2 separate regions of the Homo sapiens genome follow, and region 2 is linked to region 1. A link is a loop called in an ENCODE intact Hi-C map of the cell type or tissue named here. Cell type or tissue: PC-3. All regions are shown on one strand. Each heading gives the region's core, and the rest is flanking DNA. Links, peaks and the distances in the headings are about the cores only.

What was found. Peaks named below come from ENCODE experiments on the same cell type or tissue, not always from the same donor. Only the 100,000 strongest peaks of a DNase experiment are listed, where the experiment ranks them.
Region 2: it touches region 1 in a loop (3-fold over the local background); 5 of 110 quality-filtered maps call a loop at or near these places.

Annotation. Positions count from the first base shown.
Region 1 is chr11:27,200,062-27,210,276 of GRCh38, forward strand. The region is part of intron 2 of BBOX1-AS1 (BBOX1 antisense RNA 1); the gene reads right to left. It overlaps LOC124902651 (a long non-coding RNA gene), which reads left to right and starts at 2,193. Exons shown (of 2, transcript XR_007062632.1): 1 at 2,193-2,281; 2 at 3,285-3,691. In PC-3, for the core only: a CTCF peak has its summit at 4,691 (motif pointing right); a DNase peak (open chromatin) is centred at 2,090; H3K4me3 peaks cover 728 bases; H3K27ac peaks cover 2,377 bases.
Region 2 is chr11:27,398,641-27,406,640 of GRCh38, forward strand. The region is part of intron 2 of LGR4 (leucine rich repeat containing G protein-coupled receptor 4); the gene reads right to left. Among named protein-coding and RNA genes, the nearest start is that of CCDC34, 39 kb to the left of the region's middle. In PC-3, for the core only: no CTCF peak of the experiment used is centred there; DNase peaks (open chromatin) are centred at 3,211 and 3,511; H3K4me3 peaks cover 1,533 bases; H3K27ac peaks cover 2,824 bases.

The DNA.
Region 1 (10,215 bases), core at 1,005-9,004:
TTATGATATGTGTTAAATTTTTGTGTTTAACAAAGGTATACTTCTAATGTTCAAAAATACATGCTATGTACTTACGCTGTTCAAAAATTAATTTAGGATTTATGTAATACGTTAATTCACAGTATACTGTAGGCATTTTGTTCAGTAATGGCATATAGGTTTAATTATGAACATCTTCCTCTTTCAAACCTATGTGTGCATTTCTAGACAATGTTAAAAGCCCAACTTAGAAAGCTTTAGGCCTCTGTGCAGCTGAAAGCCAAATGACCTCCCTAACTCCCAAGGTCCCTCTAACTCTGATAGGCCCTAAGCAAGACTTTCACAGGTCAGCAGTCTACTAAGTGGAAACATTATTCATTCATTTTTATTGCAAGTGTTGTTCATCTGTCTAGTGAAGCTTAATTGTCATTATTTACAAAGAATAAATGACTGCTTGGGAGCTCTGTGTACCCCAGTGAGCCTTGGACTGATTAGCAGGCTTCCCTGTAGGATGATCAGTCAGGGGGATCCCCTAAGTTCCTCAACGGGGAAGTCATTTGTCTAGGGCCATCCAATTTCTTTAGAGAATAGCCTTTCAATGTGCCTGCCTTGGGGATAGAACCTAGCTCCCAGGAGTTTCACTGCAAAGGTAGAGGGCCACCTGCTCAGAAAGCAGACTTTCTATTAAACTTCTTATTTCCAACACCACTCCTTACTCCTACTCCTACTCCTTATACCTCTGTTTTTAATTTCCTGATCTTTGCCCACATTCTAAAGGAAAGATGAGCCCTCTCTTCAGCTGAAGTGTGTAAGCTATAGTTTCCTGTCTCTTGTAGCTTCAGCCTTCCTTACACCTTCTAGAAATGTGTTCTCTCTCTGCCAGGAACATGCATTCCCAGAGATCTCATGACTGGTGCCCTCTCATCATTCAAGTCTTAGCTCAAATATCACCTCCTCAGGAAAGTCTCCTATCTATAGTAGCTCTCCATCCCCAGCCCCCTCCACCTCCACCTCCACACCCTGACTCCTGTTTTTCATAGGGCATTTGTCAATTACATCTCGCTCATTCATTTGTTGATCCTCTTCACTCCCCAAACAATTCATTTTCCAGGAGAATACAAATCTTGTTTGTAAAGTTGTGCATTATCATCAGACTTTAGGCACCTGGCAAACAGTAGGTATTCAATAAATGCTGGTTAAATGAATAGAATCACTCATTTGTTCATTCAACAAACATTCATCAAAAGTGTATTTGGTACCAGGAATTGTGCCTATAAAGGAGAATTTCATTCATTTATGAAGTGTCTTCCTGCCTCTCTACCACTTCCTGCCTCCTCTGCCCATACTCCCCCTCAGTCCACACACACACACACACACACACACAGAGGCTGGCCTCTGTCTTTGCTGCCATGTGGCTGGCCCAAAATAAAGAAACCCAAAAATGGGTTGACCTTGTACCCATGGCCAACTGTAATGCAGAGCAGACGGTGGCAGCCAGCCAGACAATGGAAGCTGAATGTTTCCTGGGCTCAGCCTAGCAAATATTCAACTGTAATAAAAGCCACGGTCCAGTGAGCAATTAGAGAAAGATGCCCAGGTGTCACTGGAGAGGGTAGTTCTTATTTACAAGAACACATGGAGCCTGGTGAGCAGGCAGCCCTCCTCCTTGGCCTTGACTTTATCACAGCAAACAGGCCTGACCAAGAGCTTTCCTTCAGACACTTGCAGCTGGCTGGGAAATGAGTGTGATAGTAAACACATGTTGCTTCGCTTGTGACCTGACAAATCAGATTACCTGCCTCAGACACACACAGGGGCTTTATAGTGAGGCTATCTAAAAATCAAGCTCTCTGAATGTACAACTGGTTTGTTGTTGTTTGTTGGGGTCTGAAATTACTCAGAACACCTTGCAGTCACGTGGAACAGAATATATTTTATTTTATTGTCTCCCATTCCAACGGAGCTAACACTAGCCTTGTTTGTGTCAAGGAACCCAAACATTATCATTCAAAGGCCGTATTCACAAACGAAGTGGGATGGCCATAAAACTGATGACCTTGCTGCTTCTGGAATCTCATAAAAAGTTTCCAAGCTGCTCCTCCCCAGAGCAAATAAGGGCGTTGCAGTTGCTAGTCCCCTGGCAGGGTTCCAGCTGGGGCTATTACATTCCTCCCTCATAAATACAGACTTGTCGGCCTGACAGGGTGCTTAACTCTGGAGGTGCTGCTGTGTTTGGAGCATTTAAACCCAGAGGCAGGGGCGACGCAGAAAAAAAAAAGGCATCAGAGTTGTCGGGGAGCAGGTAGGGAATGGTGAAAAGAGGCAACACTGATTGAGAAGATGTCATGTGCCAGGCACTGTGCAAATGATTATGTATGCATTTTCTCATTCAAGCTTTGTAACTTATTCATAGGCCAGCCCTCAGTGGAAAGCGTTAACCCATGTGCCCATGTATTGAAGGTCAAAAGACACATGCCAACTACATTTGGCATTTTTGTTGGGGTCACAGTGGATATTGTTTATTAACTGTGTGTGTTTCCCAATGGTCTTTGTGGTGGAAATGGCCCACTGATACAAATGCAAGAGCCAATGGGCCATGTGTCTGGGTAGGGCTTCCAGGAATCTATTGTTTGAAGCTCTTTGAATGATGATGATGTGAAACTTAGAAGAACCATTTTATGATCAAAAGGGTGGGCCGGGCGTGGTGGCTTACGCCTGTAATCCCAGCACTTTGGGAGGCTGAGGCGGGCAGATTACCTGAGGTCAGGAGTTTGAGAGCAGCCTGGTCAACATGGTGAAACCCCGTCTTTACTAAAAATACAAAGATTAGCCAGGCATGGTGGTGTGTGCTTGTAATTCCAGCTATTTGGGAAGCTGAGACAGGAGAATCGCTTGAACCCAGGAGGTAGAGGTTGCAGTGAGCCGAGACCACGCCACTGCACTCCAACCTCGGCAACAAGAGTGAAACTCTGTCTCAAAAAACAAACAAAAAAAAAAAAGTGGGGTGAAAAATGGCAAAACACACAGAAGAGGCTGAAATATGGATAGCACCATGGATACGTTCCCTCACCCCAATCTGCCTGTGCTGGGCTCCTTGTCACCATGAAAAAATAAACCCTTCCTTGTTATGCTGGACACTCTAAGGTGGCCCCCATGATCCCCACCTGCTGGTGGTCATGTCTGTATGTGCTCCACTCCCCTTGAATATGGGTAGGGCCTGTGACTTGCTTCTAACCAGTGTGGCAAAGGGGACGGAATGTGACTCTGCTGCTTATGTCATGTTATGCAAAGCTTCTTCTTAGCAGGCTTACTCTCGAGATTCTCCCTGCTGACCTGATGAAGTAAGCAGCCTTGTCGGGAAAGCCTACATGGCAAGGAACTGCAAATGGCCTCTAGGAACTGTGAGTGGCCTTTAGGAGCTGAAGTTGGCCTCCAATCAGCAAGAAGCCAGGGCACTTAGTCCTACTGCAGCAAGGAAATACATTCTGCCAACCATCTGAATGAGCTTGGAAGTGGATTCTTCCCAAGCCAAGCCTCCATATAAGAATGCAGCCCACCTGACACATTCATAACAGCTGAGCAGAGGACCCAATTAAACCGTGCCTGGACTCTTCATCCACAGAAACTTCGAGATAATCAATGCATGTTGCGTTAAGCCATGACGTTTGTGATAATTCGTTATGCAGCAATAAATGACTAACACACTCCTTTACACAGCTCTAGTCAGCTTTTCTTTATGTGCAGCCAAACTGATACATAGTTGGTGGATACACAGATGATCATCTAGGGAGACCTCCCAAAATGGGAGGAACGGGAACTGATGCTTAGAGAAGGTAGAAGAGCAGGGATTGTCAGCAACTGAAGAGACAGCTGCAGTCTTAGACATTTTTCTCCCAAGAGAAAAATTGGGTATTCTCATTCAGAAGGCCTTTAGCTGCTAACTATGTAGATGCTCTCCAAAATACCATAAGTGATTAAGAACTAGGAAAAAGAAAGTTTGTTTGATAAACCTTTGGAGTAAGTCTTTCACTGATTAAGGTAGGAGAGTAGCAGTTTCTTTTGATATTCAAGGCTCTTTGTAAGCAATTGGCTGCCTTCCATTCAATTATCAAGATGTGCCATAATTTACCAAGTCCTTCCTCTAATCGCAGACTATTTGAGATGCCTTCCATCTCTAAGATTTTTTTTCTTTGAGACGGAGTTTCACTCTTGTTGCCTAGGCTGGAATGCAATGGCACGATCTTGGCTCACGGCAACCCCCACCTCCCAGGTTCAAGTGATTCTCCTGCCTCAGCCTCCCAAGTAGCTGGGATTACAGGCAGCAGCCACCATGCCTGGCTAGTTTTTAAAATATCTTTAGTAGAGACGGGGTTTCACCACGTTGGTCAGGCTGGTTTTGAACACCTGACCTCGAATGATCTGCCTGCCTCGGCCTCCCAAAGTGCTGGGGTTACAGGCGTGAGCCACTGCGCCTGGCCCCATCTCTAAGATTTTTAGATTTGTTGGAAATAGTTATGAAATCCGAACATAGCAATACAATACCAGCTGGCATCTTATGAGCACTTACTCTGCAAAGTGCTGTGTCAAGCCCTTCACTTGGATTATCTCTTTCATGCTCACATCCATCTTGCAAGGTAGGAATGATTATTACCCCCACAAGACAGAAGAGAATACTGAGACTCAGAAAGGTTCAGCAGCCAGCCAGAAGGGGGCGGGGTTCAAACGCAGGCAGCAGCCTCCATACCCAAGGTGTTTAAACACTAGGTTATTCATTCAGTTGTAAAAGATGGAAAATAGAGAAAAATAGTAATAAAAAGGGGAAGGGAAAATTTTCCTTTACTCCAAACACCTAAGAACAACCACAGATAACTTTCTGATATATTTCCTAACAACACAGAAATTAGACTAAATATACAAATGTGTATCCTGTGTCTATTTTTTCAGTTATTGTAATGCTTTCAAGGCTCCTTGTAAGAACTGGCCACCTTCTATTCCATTGTCAAGATGTGCCATAATTTGCCAAGACCTTCCCCTAACAACAGACAATTTGAGATGCTTTCCATCTAGGGCTATTACTAATAAAGCTGCACTAAGCATCTTTGTGCATAAAGATTTTTCCACATTTGGAGTTTCCATATGAGGGTAGAATCCCCCAAGTGGTATGATCGAATCAGAAAGGATGAGTACACACTTAAGGGTATTGACACTCCCTGCTCTGATTGGCTCCAGTTCAACGATGCCACAAGAGGCTTTGGAGACAAGAGAAGGAAGACCTGCATCTCTCAAACAGGAATGGACCCCTCCCATGAACATTCCTGTCTTCAAAAGTGACATGAGGGACTATTTACCTTTAGAAGGCCAGATTTTTATTGTCCTCTGGAATACAGTGCTTCTTCCAGACGCTATAAAATTCAAGCCTAATATTTGGTAAACTTCCCTAGTGTTTGTGTTTCGTAAACTGTCTCCCAGCTGTAGCCTCAGCTCTCTTTATATGTTCCTAAATAAACACCAGGTCCTGCTCACTGCCTTCTGGTCAGAGCAGAACTCTGCTGTCACCCAGCCTCTTGGTTCTCATTGGTACCTACCATATTTTCCATTATTTTATAGATGCTCAAAAGGACAAAAGAAGTTTTTAACCCTACAGGCACAAAAATGTGCTTTGTTTTTTAGGGAAAATAAGTGAAACTTTAAAAAAAAAGTTTATTGTGATGGCTAAATGACCCAGGAAAAGCAGTTCTCATGCCATCTGTTGCAGCTCTGTTTTAAATTAGGATGATGGAGCCAGCTATTTGAATGGAAAGGGACCCTAGGGCACCTAGTAATGAAAATACCTAGCATTTCCTGAATGTTTACTGTGTGCCATGCACTGGGCTAAGTATTTCACATAGATTGTTTCCTATAACCTCAGCACAACCCTATCAGCTAGATAGACTAATTTTTCCTGTTTTACAGATACTGAAACAAAGAGACAGAGAGATAAATAACATTCCAAGGTCCTACAGCTATTTAGCCCTTTCATTAGAGCCACAATACATCTTAGAGACCAGTGAGGTCTTAACTCTGCTCTAGGGCTTCTAGGACCACTGCAGACACAAGGGCTGTCCAAGAAGGGAAAGTCAAAGAGAAAGGCCCCTACCCATCTTACTTTTCTTTCTCCCTGTGGTAGACAGAATAATGGCCTCCCAAAGATGTCCATGTTCTAACCTCTAGAATCTGTGATATGTTATCTTACATGGCAAAAGGAACTTTGCAGATATGACTAAGTTCAGAACTGGGAGACAGGGAGATTATCTAGGATTATCCAAGTGGGGCCAATCTAATTACACAGGACCTTGAAAATAAAGAACCTTTCCCAGCTGTGGTCAGGAGCTGTGACTGTGGAAGAATGATTAGAGAGATGCAATGTTGCTAATTTTGATGATGGAGGAAGGGCCATGAGCCCCAAAAGTGGAATTTCTAGAAACTGGAAAAGGCAAAAAAAAAAAAAAAAAGGCTGCTACCACAGAACCTCCAGAAAGGAATTCAGTCCTGCCAACATCTTGATTTTAGCCCAGTGAAACCCATCTGACTTCTAACCTGTTGAACTATAAAATGATAATCATGTGTTTTGTTTTGTTTTGAGACAGAGTCTCACTCTGTCTCCCAGGCTGGAATGCACTGACGCCATCTTGGCTCACTGCAACTTCTGTCTCCTGGGTTCAAGCAATTCTCATGCCTTGGCCTCCCAAGAAGCTGGGACGACAGGCATGTGCCACCATGCCCGGCTAAGGCTGGTCATGTTGGCCAGGCTGGTCTCAAAGTCCTGGCCTCAAGTGATCTGCCTGCCTTGTCCTCCCAAAGTGCTGGGATTACAGGCATGAGCTACCACGCCCGGTCCAATCGTGTGTTCTTTTGAACGACTTAATTTGTGGTAATTTGTTATGACAGAAATAGCAACTTAGTATACCCTTGTTTTAGGCAAATCATCTCCACTATGTTTTTGAGATTGCTTTTCAGTGTGATCGTTTATTTGGGAAAGAAAACAAAGGGGACTTTTCCTGTTTTTTTAAAAAAAGTTGAAAACTAATTCCTCTTTTTTCTCCCCCAGAAGAATAATGCTTATGCCTAGAGATAGAATGTGCTTTTTCTGTGGTCACACCATGACAAGGCAACAAGCCCAGTGTTTACTCAACTGCAGCCCCACTGAGTGCTCAGGAACCTCCTCCTCTGAGCCAGGGCTACAACTTTGGGCTCTGACGCATAATCTGGCACTAAATATTTGATGAAAAGCTTTGTCACTCAGCCATTCAACAAATATCCCCCAGGATGGATCAGACACTGTACCATGCATTGGCAATGAAGGGATGAATGCACCTCAGTCCCACCACTGGGAAACTCAGGGACTTACATTACAGTGACTAGAATTATGATATGCAGGGCAGGTTCTGTGGTTTGTTTGACCTCTCCAAACCTCATGCTGAAATGTGATCCCCAGTGTTGGAGGTGGGGTCTAATGGGAAGTGTTTGGGTCATGGGAACAGATCCCTCTCAATGGCTTGGTCCACTCCTCATGGTAATAAATGAGATCTTGCTTTATTCATTCCCACAAGAGCTGGTTTCTAAAAAAGACCCTGGCACCTCTCACCTCTCTCTCTTGCTTCCTTTCTCACCATGTGATCTCTGCACAGCCATCTTCCCTTCCCTTTCCTCCATGATTGGAAGCTCCCTGAAGCTCTCACCAGAAGCAGATGCTGGTACCATGCTTCTTGTACAGCCTGCAGAACCATAAGCCAAATAAACCTCTTTTCTTTATAAATTACCCAGCCTTGGTTATTCTTTGATAGCAATGCAAGCAGACTAAGATGGCAAGACAGATCACAGACAAAGGCTACCTAGCTCAGTCCTACCTAGCTCATTTCCAGGAAATGACATCTAAAATAAGGTGTGAAAGATAAGTGAAAACTGACCAAGCATAGAAGAAAAGAATATTGTTTTTTTGTAGAAGGAATAGCAGGGAGAGAAGAAATGGATAGCTTCCATGAGTCAAGAGAATGGATGAAACACAGGTTTTAAAGAGATGGTGGTCAGGATAGTTGAGATAAGAGAAGTAAACCAGAGTGGCTACAAAGGGCCTTACGAGCTAAGTTTAAAATTCACTTGAGTTTACTATCCCTGAATGTCCATTACCTCATTACAAGGGGAAGCCATGGAAGGTCTACTCTAAACTGACATAGAGAGATACCAAGCATGGGGCCAGGACAGAATAGGAACACAATAAATACCTGTTGATTCTGAATTCAAGCTGGTGATTCGTATAATCAAGGTATGTGAAAAGTGCAATGGGAGCAAGGAGGAGGGACGGGCTAGCTCTACCTGCAAGGGATGGGAAGATTCACAAGCAGGCAAAGTTGGCTTGGGCCTTAAAGGGTGAGTACGACAATGGGTGTGTTAAGTGACTTGTTATTTTTCTCTGCAATCTTCTATTAGCACATACTGACAGTCTTTGGGGTCCATCACACTCTCAAAGACCTTCATGCCTTGAAAATCCTGCAAATTCACACCTCTATTTCTAGTTTTTTATTTTGTACTAATGATGTATTATCATACTATAATGTTGGACTAGCTTTCCAAAGGCATGCGGTAGAAACAGGCCCCATCCCCAACAACCTTCTTCCTTACCAACAAAACATTAGCTTTATTCAAGACAGAAAAGTGCCAGCCCTGGGTTGGTGGGGGTTAAATCGTGATTGACCTAAGTCAGTCATGACTATTTCATTAACATTTGCCAGACACTCACTTTTCCAGGCTCCCTTGCATCTAAGGGCAGTCATGGGACCCAGTTCTGGTCAATAATATTGTGGTCATTTAGGTATAAGAGTGAATCAGCTGGGAGGGCTTCTGGGATACTTTTGTTTCCTCACTGATAAAATGACATAGTCATTCCAAGAAAAGGATCTTTTGCCACTCCACACTCCCACTCCTTGTCACCTGTCTACTTTTGAATACTGTTGTAATATCTGGAGACACGGCAGCCATCTTGAAACCATGAGAAACAGGCAGAAGAATCAATGACCTACATAAATATAGAGATGAAAAAGTGCCCGTCAACTCAATAATACTGTGGAACTGCTGTTCTCACTTTAGACTACTTATCTCCAGACTTCCTATTATGTGAGATAATCAAAGTGATATGGTGTGGGCCACTATCCGTCAGGGTTTTATTACTTATAGCCAAATAGATTTTAAATTATATAGATGTTTCCAGAAAGAGGACTATCTTTCTTCTCACCAGGATTATGAAGCTCTAAGACTATTAATAAAATGGCCAACTAGCCACACAAAGATGCAAGATATTGTTTTCCCAATCCAGAAAGCAGAAAACTTTCTTCCTTTAATCTTCCCTTCCCAATGATGACTCTTCCTTGGCTGGGAGGAGATGTTTGCACTTCAGATTTCATACCTCCAAATATTACCTATTGCTTCATTGCCCTTTATATTTGGCCAGGCCTTTATTCATGGTGGCCATTCTGGAGACCCCAGCTGGTTAGGAAAATTGAACTTGTCAAAAATCAGAGTGAGATTCTCCTTGGCAACTGCAAAGGTAAGCTGTCACCAGCCCTGTCAACAGTCACAGCAGAAAGAGAGCTATTTATTCATCTAAGACCTTCATGAGTCACAGTCTAAACATTCTGCAAACCCTCCCCTGGCAAGTCATACCCTGCCCCAGTCTCTGGGGAGAATGCTTCCCACCCAGAGCCACTTCAACACAACAGACTCTTGGCTTTGGCTGTCTAATCTTTGGGCTGCACAAGTGGTCATGTTATTAATGACTCTGAGTCATCATATAGGGTATTTCATCTGGAGTGTGTGTAAAGAGGAGGAAGATGGAGGGCTACTGTAGCCCAGACAAGAAGTGAGGCTTCCCCTTGCTATGCCTCTACCTCACTGTGTACCCTTCAAAATGCAACCAATTTCTTGCATTATAATGCTTCAAATCTCTCCACTTCTTGGTGAACTCCTTTTTTTTTTTTTTTTTAATGAGATTGAGTTTTGCTCTTGTCGACCAGGCTGGAATGCAGTGGCGTGATCTCAGCTCACTGCAACCTCTACCTCCCAGGTTCAAGTGATTCTCCTGCCTCAGCCTCCCAAGTAGCTGGGATTAAAAGCACCCACCACCAGGCCCGGCTAATTTTTGTATTTTTAGTAGAGACAGGGTTTTGCCATGTTGGTCAGGCTGGTCTCGAACTCCTGACCTCA
Region 2 (8,000 bases), core at 1-8,000, 200 kb after region 1:
ATAATAGAGTGCTTTCTTACTAATGGCAATTTCCCTTTCCCCTTATGGAGAGGTTGAAGACTAGATAATAAAGCCAGAAGACAGTGACCACAGCCTCCCATTCACTCATGTTCCTACCTTCCCTTTGCAGAGGTGGTTACCAGATGGCCTGGCATTGGGCTCCCGTCAAGTCCTGCCTGAAAAGTACTTCGAGCACCACCATTCCCTTCTGACCAACATTTATCTACCCCTCAGCAATGTTTTCTCCTCTTCCTCTTTCTCTCTCTCTCTCTTTCTCTTTTTTGAGACGGAGTTTCATTCTTGTTGCCCAGGCTGGAGTGCAATGGCAGGATCTTGGCTCACTGCAACTGCCGCCTCCCAGGTTCAAGCGATTTCTCCTCCTGCCTCAGCCTCCCAAGTAGCTGGGATTACAGCCATGTACCACCACACTCGGCTAATTCTGTATTTTCAGTAGAGACTGGGGTTTCACCAAGTTGGTCAGGCTGGTCTCAAACTCCTGACCTCAGGTGATCCACCCCCCTCAGCCTGCCAAAGTCCTGGGATTACAGGTGTGAGTCTGAGTCACCAGGCCTGGCCCTCCTTGTTTCTTTCTATACCTACTTTTGAAGACACACATAGGAAGTATCACAGGTGGTACCCAAACACAGCCAGGCTGCTTCTCCTGGGATGCCATTCTATTCCCTCAAATGGATGGATCACCACAGTGCCGCATATGTGTAAAGAACACTAGGCACAACCACCAGCCCATGATACTGCCTCCAGAGAAAGCATTTCTAGTTCAAAACTGAACTAAGGCATTTAACAGGATGTGAGTGACATTCTTTTATTAAATGTAATTTGAAATCAGCAAGCTCCAAAATTTTGGCAACTACTTTTTTTTTTTTTTCTTTTTGAGATGGAGTGGAGTCTCGCACTGTCTCCCAGGCTGGAGTGCAGTGGCGTGATCTCTGCTCACTGCAACCTCAGCCTCCTGGGTTCAAGCAATTCTCCTGCCTCAGCCTTTGGAGTAGCTGAGATTACAGGCGCCCACCACCATGCCCAGCTAATTTTTGTACTTTTAGTAGAGACAGGTTTCACCACGTTGGCCAGGCTGCTCTCAAACTCCTGACCTCAGGTGATCCACCTGCCTCGGCCTCCCAAAGTGCTGGGATTACAGGCATGAGCCACCGCACCCGGCTGGCAACTGTTTTAAAAAGCAAAATACATACTTCTTAAAGTCCTGAGCCATATATTTATTAATATGTCAAGGGCTGACTATGTGTTCAGAACTATGTTGGCTCCTGTGAGAAATAAAAACTGAAAGAGGTACACTGGTTCCCATGTAGGGGCATTTGGTATCAATATATGTAATAAAAAACTATCATTTGTGTAGTACTTCTCATTTTCGTCATCCTATTATTATACAGGTTGAGCATCCCTAATCTGAAAATGTGAAATCTGAAATGCTCCAAAATTTGAAGCTTTTTGAGTGTTGACATGCATGACACTCAAAGGAAATGTTCATTGGGTATTTTGAATTTCAGATATTCAGATTTAGGATGCTCAAGCGATGTAAATATTCTAAAATCTGAAAAAATCTGAAATACAAAACACTTATGGTCCCAAGTATTTCAAATAAGGGGTACTCAACCTACTGGCCCTCAAAACCACCCTGTGTCATGGGTCAAGCAAGCTTATCGCCCCCTACTCCTCCTGCTTTTTTTGTTTTTCTTTTTTAACAGATAAGGAATGTGAGCCTGTTTCCTACGTGCCTTCTCCAAAGACCTACAGCACCTAAATAATGTAAATCCCAGGAATAAAACAATGTAAATAAACTAATGTAAATCCTAGAAACAAAAAAGTGTTGTTTTGTGTTATTTTCTTTTCCTTTTTTTTTTTTTGAGAAGGAGTCTCACTCTGTCGCCCAGGCTGGAGTGCAGTGGTGCAATCTCGGCTGACTGCAACCTCTACCTCCCAGGTTCAAGCGATTCCCTTGCCTCAGCCTCTTGAGTAGCTGGGATTACAGGCGCCCGCCACTATGCCTAGCTAATTTTTGTATTTTTAGTAGAGACGGAGTTTCACCATGTTGGCCAGGCTGGTCTCCTGACCTCAAATGATCCACCCACCTTGGCCTCCCAAAGTGCTGGGATTACAGGTGTGAGCCACCGCGCCTGGCCTGTTTTGTGTTATTTTCTACCGTTGACTTCAAGAGGACCGGAGGATATGGTTACTTTCTTAGTGAATAAAGAGGGCTAACAACTAATAGCATCCTTTATAGTTCTGCTTCGACACTGTTGCTATCAGTATAAACCTCATCTAAGAAAGCACATCAGAACAGTCCTATATCAACTAATGATGTACTACCCCATTTCTTCACATACTAGGGAAGACTTTTGCATCTTCATATAACTCTTATGAAAGTATATGTAAAAATTTTATATGTTTTAAGAATATACATGAATTAAGAAACCCTTATTATGGAAATTCTCAAGGTTTTAGAATAGCTTTCATTTGCTGAGAAGGGAGAAGTTATTTCACACATATTTCATATTATATATTTCCATTTAAATGCACAACAATGAAAGCAGTAATGCTTAACAAAAAATAAGTACGTTTCTGCTAAAACTTGGTTTATAGGCCATCTAGAACTCTTCTACCTACTAAAGAGCTTTATATTCAATTCACGGAAACTTTAAGTTCCACCTGCACCGAATTGGCCTTTGCGTCTCCCACTTCTTACAGGAACCCATGGAATACTTTATTTTAGAGGTAAATCAGTAAAAACCCAGGCAACAGTTATACTTCCTGAGCAAAGTTATCCTGACAACCTAGTCATTTACCCTCTGGCAATAAACACATGCAATATCCACCCATGTGAGGAAATAATATGTTCCAGCTTTAAAAAAAAAATACAGCTAACGTCAACCAACAAATATTTATTGAGTTTTTACTACAGGCTAAGTACCCTAAGCATGGCAAAGGAGGTATTGAGTTTTCCCAGGACATTTCTCATTTCATTTCTTTTAAATAAGGACAGTTCATTAATCACAAACTTCAACAGAATTCCGTTTTTATATAGACTGATAAGGTTTCTTACATCAATCAATTCAAAATGAGAAGAAATCCTTTGTCTTAACCCCTCCCTCAATTTCAAGTTCAAGAATGTGGTAACTGTCACCAAGGTCATATAGAAGTGTGACAACAGGCCCTGCCCTTCCTTAGAGAAAAGTCAATAGAGTTGAGGGGATAAGTACACACTGACACACTTGAAGCACGAAATAACAAGGCATGCAATACGCTGCTAAGTGGTGAGAAGTAGAGAGTGCAAGAGGGGCTTGGAAAAGGAAGATCAGAGAAGGCTTCATATGGCAGAAAGGGCTCAAAATGGCTCTATAAAAATGGGTAAAATGTGAATATAGAGAGGTACTCTGGCAGACAGACCCTGTTGGTTGCCCACCTAACACCCATTCACGCCTTCCTGGCAGAGCCTATATTTGTTCAAATATCCTCCCGTCCACATGACTCAGCTCCATGAGTAAATACCAACTGGCCTTAACCCTTCCTGCTGGTCCCATTCCAGTAATTGGTTTAGGGATAGACCTGTGACCCCAGCTCTGGTTAATGAAGTGAGAGGAAGTTTACTAGGGATTTCTGAGAAAGACAGCTCTACTCCTAAATGAGAACGCATTAGAAGGATGACCCTTTTCTCCTTCTAGGTGCTTTCCTGTCTGAATATTCTATGTGGAGTGATAACAGGATGGTACAGACCCTCCTGGGGAAGAGCACACTAGAAAGTAAGGAGATACCCTGGGTTCTTGACGACGTGGCTGAGCAACTCCATAAATCAGCCCTGGAATAGTTCTACCACCTTGTCATGTAAGATAATATACTTCCTTACTGTTTAAAAGTTACTTTTAATTGAGTTTTGTCACTTGCTGCCAAAAGCACCTTAACTGCCTAAATGATAACTACTCTTCTTTTCTTACCTAGTAATAAAGTAAGAAAAGATTTTAGTCCAGGCAACAATATACCCAGCTCAAAGGTCCTGTTTCCCAGCATCCCCTGCCGTTTGGCCATGTGACTAAGTTCTAGCCAGTGAGATGTGAATAGAAGCATTGTGCGGTATGCTCAAGATGCCTTCTTAAAGAAAGCTGGCTACTGGGAACTATGCCCCTCTTTATTCCCTACTTCATCCTATCTACTGCTGAGGATAGGGTTTTGATGGCTGCAGCTCCAGTACACAGTCATCTAGTGATCTTGACGTAGAAGCAAATACACAAACAACTACAGAGCAGAATGTCAGGGCCTACGTCTCTGCTAACTTTGTGATGCATCATAGCAGCTCCAGGTCACCAGGCTGCAGATTTCATATTCAGGTAAATAAAATAAAGCCTGATGTGTTTAAAGACACTGTTACTTGGAGTTTTCCCTTATAAACAGCTAAATCTAATTGTAATGTAAGAATTTAGGAAAAGAGCTAAATTTGGCAAGCCACACTGTAATAAAAGCAGCACAATTAAAGACAGTACATCCAATAAACAAAGACTAGATAGGATAAGAATGTTCCACAGCTGGGTGCGATGGCTCATGCCTGTAGTCCCAATACTTTGGGAGGCCAAGGCAGGAGGATTGCTTGAACCCAGGAGTTAGAGACCAGCCAGGGCAACCCCATCTCTACAAAAAATACAAAAATTAGCTGGGCATGGTGGCATGTGCCAGCTACTCAGGAAGCTGAGGTGGGAGGATCTCTTGAGCCCGTGAGGTCAAGGTTGCAGTGAGCTGCACTGCATTCTAGCCTGGACAATAGAGTGAGACCCTGTCTCAAAAAAACAGAAAGTTTCTAAAACTGCTGTTCATAACACCACCACAAAGCAAGAGACTTGTTACATAAAATGTGAATCATCCAAATGATAAAGCACTATGCATTTATTAAATGATGGTAAAAACTAGATGTATTAATATGTAAAATTATAATAAGGCAGATATAGCATAAGTGGTAAATATAGTAGGAGTCTATTTTTTAAAGGAAATTGTATACATATACTCAGAGAAAAGTTTGGAAACATGTACAAAATATTAACCATAGTTATCTCTCCATAGTAGGATAATGGCTCCATATCTTTCAAATATGATACATCTTCAAGATTTAAAAAACAGTATCCACTTATTTTTGTAATTGTTTTTTAAAAGTCCAGTTTATATTAAGCATTTTTATAACTATGATTTTTTTAAAAAGCTGAATGTATCTGTGATACAAATATTCTAGCATCTCTAAAATGATCATCTTTGAAGTATGCATATAGTCCAAACTAACAGGTAGTGAACAGGGGAAAATGATGAACAAATTCTAAGTCAAAGGTCCTACTAAAGCACATATTTATTGTATTGAATAAGCATGGCTTGACTAAGAGTGGTCAATGTATGAAAGAATGACTTAGCCTATTTTCTTGCTGGAAAATTGAATCCTGCTAGTAGAAAATCAAATACATTTTCATTTACTTACAGTCAGTACTATATTTAGCCAAATAATAGTCAGTATTGATTAAAATAAATAAATGAGCCAGCAAACCATGGTTTCATTTGCCTCGCTACACTTTTGGAACCCCATGCCAAACACTATAATACTGAACCACTTGATTCTCCTGTTTGATTTCTACTAGTCTCCTATGAAGTCCTGATTTATCAAATCCAAATTTTGAGTCCATCACATCTTTCATCACCTTCGTTCCTGGGCTGCTAAGCACTATGGGACAAAATTAAAGATCTAGTTGGTTTCACTACAAATTTATACTATCTAAGCCCAACTGAGGGCTTACGATTCTTCAATAATACTTTGTTCATTTCAGACTGGCCCAATTAAACAAATGTTTCCCACAGTATGCCTAGTCCCTAGATCCTAGTGGCCAGTGAATAACTATGGTTTCTTTCTGCCCAGCAGGTCTTCCTTTCTCTTTTCTTCTGCTTCCTTTGGGGAATTCCCAACTCTAAGCAGTCCTATTAGGATGAGTCCAAAACCCAGGTTGCACCATACCATCTCAAACAGAGTGATGGTGCAAGGACAGGCATACGAGGTCAGTCTGGCCAATCAGGATCCCCCTAGGAGTTTTGCAGTGAGGAACACTTTTAGATATTTATTTTGGGTGCCTAGAAGCAACAATGTACTGAAAGGTGTATTTCCCCACTCTATGGAGACAGGCTATTTGCAACAGGAAAGAATGAAGCCAGAACACAAAAGTAGAGACAACTGAAGCTAAGAAATGGAAAGCATGAGAAAACTCTTGTAGCTTTTAAGCCTCGAGATCCAGTAACATATGAAGCCAACTCCACTTCTGGACTGTCTAGTTCTATCTACATGCAACAATAAATCCTCTATTATGCCTCAGCTGGGTTTCTGTCTCTTAAACCCAATAGACTCCAGTCAAATGCAGTACAACTTCTAAGCTTTAACCACTCTCCAAAAACCACCTATTAGCAGTCCCCAAATGTCTGTTTCCTGATGAGCTTCTTTACCCAAAGTCACTTTCAACAACTTACTGAAATGATTCCAAAAATACTTAAAGAAGTCAAGGCCCTTTCTCACTAGTCATGGGCATCTTTCTCCAGCATGTCAGTGTTGATCTCTCATTTCTTTGTGAAAAACCTCTCCTCCCACAGCTCCTGGGGCAGAGTTCTGCCCCAGTTCTCCTGCTCCTCCGGCACTTGGTCTTCTTCCCACACCCTGATTCAAGTGTTTCCCAAGGAGTTGTCTTTGGCCTTCTTCCCTTTTCTTCTACCCTCTCTCCCTTGGCAAGCTCTTTCAATCTAATGTTTCCAGTAATGACCTCAAAATAAAAGACTCCTAAATCTATACCCACGATACACTATTCTATAATCTATGCCCTTCGATCTCTATCCTGGACTCCACTCCTGAATTTCCAGATGCCTCCACCCATATCCCACCTGAACTCCACATGTATGTTAAAAACAGCATTTAATTATCTTCTCTTCTAAAAAAATTTCTCTTTCTGCATTATTGCTAATTTTCGTCAAAGCACCACCAGACTCCTGGTAATCTTAAAATTCATTGTTAATGATGTTACCCCTATCATCCCAGCCAAGACATTCTCTTGATTCTATTTCCATAACATCTTTTGAATAGGTGCCCTCCTCCCTATCCCTGCCTCCCATCTGCCCTAATTTGGATTCTCATAATTCTCACCTAGACGATTGCCAGTGGCATTTTCATTTCTCCCTGAACTCTCTCAATTTCAAACTCTCTGCTATGAGACTACATTTATTGAAGGTCATATCTGAACAAATCATTCCCTAGCTCAAAAAAACTTCAAGAGTCACTCAAGAGTTTAAAGTCTGTTTCAGTCTGCCAAAATGTCCTTAGTCTAGCCCTAAGCTCTGCGTATCTTTTCCATAACTTCCTTTCAATAATTCAAAATTGCAACCAAACCAACCATTTTTACCACCTATCCCAGTCTGTGTCCCCATCTTTGCTCATGCTCCTCTGCAGGTCTTTGTACATGTCCTCTTGAATAACTCCCCCTATCCCCTCTAGGCTCTCCAGAAATGCCATCGTTCCTTCTTGCTAGAAGTAATTTTCCTTCCAATTTGAATTCCCATAGCGAGTATACTATCCCTCTCCCTTGAAAGCAAGAATCTCATTTGATCCAGCACTGAACATAGTGGTTCAGCCAACAAAAGTTTGTTGAATTTACTATACATTGTCTAGCAAGTCCTTCCTCACCCTCTCCACATCTACAGGGGCATAGGCAGATCTGGGATTGACACCCAGCTTATAATGAGCTATGTAAACTTGGGTCAGTTACTTAACCTCTCTGATGAAAAGCTTCGGCTCCCAATCAGCAAAATGGGAATAATGATAGCTCACAGAGTTTTATGAGTTAAAATAAAACAAAACAATGTTTTCTAGAAGGGCCTATACGGCATATTAGCACAAACTCCCTTATGATTTATCTGTTTTCACCCTTAATCTCTACTCTGAGAGCTCCCCAAATGACACACTATAGGCA